Regions from separate parts of the Homo sapiens genome. Here region 2 is linked to region 1. Evidence: chromatin loops called from intact Hi-C (ENCODE). Cell type or tissue: CD4-positive, alpha-beta T cell. All regions are shown on one strand.

The links. A loop is a pair of places that touch in the nucleus more often than their neighbours do. Peaks named below come from ENCODE experiments on the same cell type or tissue, not always from the same donor. Only the 100,000 strongest peaks of a DNase experiment are listed, where the experiment ranks them.
Region 2: it touches region 1 in a loop (16-fold over the local background); 23 of 110 quality-filtered maps call a loop at or near these places.

Annotation. Positions count from the first base shown.
Region 1 is chr1:228,212,566-228,215,065 of GRCh38, forward strand. It overlaps OBSCN (obscurin, cytoskeletal calmodulin and titin-interacting RhoGEF), which reads left to right. Exons shown (of 116, transcript NM_001386125.1): 2 at 1-206; 3 at 876-1,145; 4 at 1,609-1,869; 5 at 2,225-2,500. OBSCN-AS1 (OBSCN antisense RNA 1) reads right to left here and starts at 1,090. Exons shown (of 2, transcript NR_073155.1): 1 at 857-1,090. RefSeq lists a silencer at 1,177-1,226. In CD4-positive, alpha-beta T cell, a CTCF peak has its summit at 1,078 (motif pointing right); a DNase peak (open chromatin) is centred at 536; H3K4me3 peaks cover 1,640 bases.
Region 2 is chr1:228,514,104-228,516,603 of GRCh38, forward strand. No RefSeq gene overlaps it. Among named protein-coding and RNA genes, the nearest start is that of RNF187, 28 kb to the left of the region's middle. In CD4-positive, alpha-beta T cell, CTCF peaks have their summits at 1,354 (motif pointing left) and 1,563; a DNase peak (open chromatin) is centred at 1,348.

The DNA.
Region 1 (2,500 bases):
GACCGGCGAGCCCAAGCCCGAGACGGTGTGGAAGAAGGACGGCCAGCTGGTGACCGAGGGCCGGCGCCACGTGGTGTACGAGGACGCGCAGGAGAACTTCGTGCTCAAGATCCTCTTCTGCAAGCAGTCGGACCGCGGCCTCTACACCTGCACGGCGTCCAACCTCGTGGGCCAGACCTACAGCTCTGTGCTGGTCGTAGTGCGCGGTGAGCTCCTGGGTGCGGGGCGCGCGGGCCCAGGCTCCTCCGCAACCCGTGCACCTGGGTCCTTTCGCCCTTGCGGTCTGCCGTTTCCCACCCGCGTCTGTCCGGTCGTGGAATCCAGGGTTGCAGGTGTCCGTTCCTGGTGCGCAAAATGCGGGCGACGCCCCACGACCTATTCTAAACACCCGCAACCCGCTTTCCCCACCCAGTCCCCTGCCCGCCCCGCCCCCTTTGCATGCCGCGCCCCCAACCCGCCACCGCTGGCCCACAGACAGGGGCGAGAGGTGTGAGAGGGGCGGGGCCGCAGGGGATCCCACCTCCTCAGCCCCGCCCTCTCCCTCCCGCTGCTCCCAACCCAACCTCCACCACTCTGCCTTCTGCTCTTCTACTCCCCCGCCCCCCAACTTCCTGTCTCCTCCCCTGCGCCCTTCCCAACCCTTAGCCCCTCTGCCTCCTGCTCGCTCCTCTCCCCAGCCCACTCCTCTACCCTGCACCCTCTCCTTTCCAGCCTCCCAGCCCCTCTGCTCCTGTCCCCTATTCCTTCCCACACCCTCACCTCTGCATCCTCCAGTCTCCTTTCCCGCCCACAATCCCCCAATTTCCCCCTTCCCACCCCGCCGTCGTCCTGCACCCTCCGGCCCCGCCCCTCTCACCAGTCTTCTCTCCTGGCAGAGCCCGCGGTTCCCTTCAAAAAGCGGCTGCAAGATCTGGAGGTGCGGGAGAAGGAGTCGGCCACGTTCCTATGTGAGGTGCCCCAGCCGTCCACTGAGGCCGCGTGGTTCAAGGAGGAGACGCGGTTGTGGGCGAGCGCCAAGTACGGCATCGAGGAGGAGGGCACCGAGCGCCGCCTGACCGTGCGCAATGTCTCGGCCGACGACGACGCGGTGTACATCTGCGAGACGCCAGAGGGCAGCCGCACGGTGGCGGAGCTCGCAGTCCAAGGCAGGCGGGGCGGGGCACGGGGCGGGGCACAGGGCGGCTTCGGGGAGGTAGCGGGGGCAAGGAGGCACCGAGAAGGGAGCCGGGGGCGGGGGAGGGGGGAGCCAGGCCGCACGGGCTGGGCGGGCACGGGGGCGGGCAGGGTGCAGACGGACTGGGCTTGCGAGGTACGAGTTGGGACTGGGGCAGGCAGGGGCGGGACTGGGGCGGGAAGGGCAGGTAAGGTGGGGGCGGAGGAGCAAGCTCGGGCCGGGCACGGGGTGGTGATTAGGGGGAAGGGGAGACGGAGTGGGCAGGGGTCTTGTGGGACCGAGCTGGGACTTGGGCCGGCGGGACAGGTAAGGGGTTGCGCGGGGGAGTGAATCGGAGGCAGTTGGGAACCGGGAGACAGGGGGCAAGCGGAGGAGCGAGTCTGGAGCGGGGCGTGCAGGGGCTGGTCTGACTGGCCCGGCTCCCTCCACCCCAGGAAACCTCCTCCGAAAGCTCCCTCGGAAGACGGCGGTGCGCGTGGGCGACACGGCTATGTTTTGCGTGGAGCTGGCGGTCCCGGTGGGCCCCGTCCACTGGCTGCGGAACCAGGAGGAAGTGGTGGCGGGGGGCCGCGTGGCCATCTCCGCGGAGGGCACGCGCCACACACTAACCATCTCCCAGTGCTGCCTGGAGGATGTGGGCCAGGTGGCCTTTATGGCTGGCGACTGCCAGACGTCCACCCAGTTCTGCGTGTCGGGTGAGGGCCTGAGGGTGCTCCCAGGATGGCATCGCTTCCCTGCTGTCTCCCTGGTCCCAGTCCCCTGCCCTCCATTACCTCAGCTCTCTGGGCTTCAGCCTGCTGTACCGAGGGCCGCCGGGCAAGACCATAGCCCTGGCCCTCCAACGTTAGGCTCCCTGAGCCCCCGCGCAGTCTTTCAGCTGCAACCAGAGAAGTGGCTGCAGGTCTGGGGCTGGAGGTTGTGGCCAGTGGTCCAGGTCCCCAGAGCAGCCCCAAGAGAGCTGGGGATCCTGTGACACCCCTCCAGGTGATTCCAGACCCAGGGCTCAGGAAGAGGCTCCCAGTAGTTGACCTCTGCCCACCCTCTACACAGCCCCCAGGAAGCCTCCCCTGCAACCCCCTGTGGATCCTGTGGTAAAGGCCAGGATGGAGAGTTCCGTGATTCTCAGCTGGTCCCCACCACCCCATGGGGAACGCCCTGTCACTATCGACGGCTACCTGGTAGAGAAGAAGAAGCTTGGCACCTACACCTGGATCAGGTGCCACGAGGCTGAATGGGTGGCTACACCTGAGCTGACCGTGGCTGATGTGGCGGAGGAGGGGAACTTCCAGTTCCGAGTGTCCGCTCTCAACAGCTTTGGTCAGAGTC
Region 2 (2,500 bases), 300 kb after region 1:
CCTGAGGTCAGGAGTTCAAGACCAGTCTGGCCAACGTGGTGGAAACCCATCTGTACTAAAAATACAAAAAAATTAGCCCAGCATGGTGGCCTGTGCCTGTAATCCCAGCTACTTGGGAGGCTGAGGCAGGGGAATTGCTTGAACCAGGGAGGTGGAGGTTGCAGTGAGCCAAGATCGTGCTACTGCACTCCAGCCTGGGTGACAGAGTGAGACTCTGCCTCAAAAAAACATTAATTAATATGTTGTTAAAGACAGGGTCTCACTCTGTCACCCAGGCTGGAGTACAGTGGTGTGATCTCAGCTCACTGCATCCTTGATCTCCCAGACTCAAGCAATCCTCCCATCTCAGCCTCCCAAGTAGCTGGGACCACAGGTGCACCATCATGCCTGGCTAAATTTTTGGTATTTTTTGTAGAGATAAAGTCGTGCTATGTTGCCCAGGCTTGTCTTGAACTCCTGGGCTTAAGCAATCCTCCCACTTCGGCTTATCAAAGTACCGTGGTTACTGGCATGAGCCACTGTGCTGCATCCAGTCACACTTGTCCTGATGACTTGGGAAGAAGGACTCAGGTTTGAACAATCTAGAGTGAGCCGCTACGATGTACAGAGCACACTGTGTTGAGAGCAGATTGTGATGCCTGTTGTCGGATGAAGAGTGTCACAAGCACTGGGAGAAGCTATGGCAGAGAAAGGTGTCCTGGCGGTGTGGGCTTTCAGCCCATGGGTAGGTCACCTGACACGGTGGTCCTTCTGTGCATGAGCCCATGTGTGGCCCAGAGTCTCTCATGTGGGCAGTCGGGGCTCCTGCAGACACATTCAGCTCAACCCACCTCAGGTACAATGTTTAAAGTTCAAAGGCAAGAAGAAGACAGGAGGTCACACACTGCACAATTCCATTCATATGAAATGATCAGACAGGTAAATACAGGGACAGAAAGAAAACTGTGGTTGTTGGGGCTGAGGAGATGGGGGAGGTGGAAATGGAGATGAGGAATAACTGTTTAATATTTTGGGGGTTTTATTTAGGGTGATGAAAATATTTTGGAATTAGATAGAGGTGGTGGTTGCAAAACATTGGGAATGTACTTAATGCCACCAAATGGTATGCTTTAAAATGGTCAATTTTATATTATGTAAATTTTATCTCAATTGATAAAAAAGAAAAACATTAAAAAAAGAAAAAGCAGAAAAAAAGAACAAAAACAACAGAGTGAGAGAGAGGAGAGAGAGAGAAAACAAACAAATAACAAAAAAAAGAGCTGCATATCCACCCTCTTGTGGATGGGATTATGGTTAAAAAACAAGAAAACCCCCAAATCTCAACTTTGTTAAAAATGGGATTGTCTGGCCTTTGGTGCCCTCTGCAGGAATGGATGTCAGTGCACCAGTCCCTCTTCCCAGTTTTCTTTTTCTTCTTTTCCTCAACTTTTATTTTAAATTCAGGGGTACATGTGCAGGTTTGTTACATGGATTTATTGCATGACACCACTGAGGTTTGGGATCTGAGTGATCCTATCACTCAGGTAGTGAGCATAGTACCCAATAAGTTAGTTTTTCAACCCTCTCCCTCTCCCTTTCTCTCTGCTCCAGTAGTCCCCAGGGTCTCTTGTTCTCATCCTTATGTCCATGCGTGCCCAACGTTTAGTTCCCACTTATAAGTGAGAACATGTAGCATTTGGTTTTCTGTTCCTGTATTAATTCACTTAGGATAATTGTCTCCAGCTGCATCCATGTTGCTGCAAAGGACATAATGTCACTTTTTTATGGCTGTGTTGTGTATATGTACCACATTTCTGTATGTACATATACACATGGTGTATATGTACCACATTTTCTGTATCCAGTCCCCCAATGACAGGCACCTAGGTTGATTCCATTTCTTTGCTATTGTGAATTGTGCTGCAATAAACATATGAGTGCATGTGTCTTTTTGGTAGAATGATTTCTTTTCCTTTGGTTATGTACCCAATAATGGCATTGCTGGGTCAAATGACAGTTCTACTTTTAGTTCTTTCAGAAACCTCTGAATTGCTTTCCATGGTAGCTTAACTAATACACTCCCACATGGTGTATAAATGTTGCCTTTTTCTGTACAAATTTGCCAACATCTGTTAATTTTTTCACTTTTTAGTAATAGCCATTCTGACTGGTGTGAGATAGTGTCTCATTGTGATTTTGATCTGCATTTCTGATGATTAGTGATGTTGAGCATTTTTTCACGTTTGTTGGCTGCATATATGTCTTCTTTTGAGACGTGTCTGTTCAAGTCCTTTGCCCATTTTTAAATGGAGTTGTTTTTAGCTTGTTGAATTGTTTAGGTTCCTTATAGATTCTGGATCTTAGCCCTTTGCTGATAGTTTGTGAGTATTTCATGAGTATTTGAGTTTGTGAATATTTTCTCCTGTTCTGCAGGTTGTCTGTTTACTCCATTGATGGCTGCTTTTGCTGTGCAGAAGCCCAGTTTCTCCTAAGATCCCCTAGAAGCCAGAGAGATTTTCTG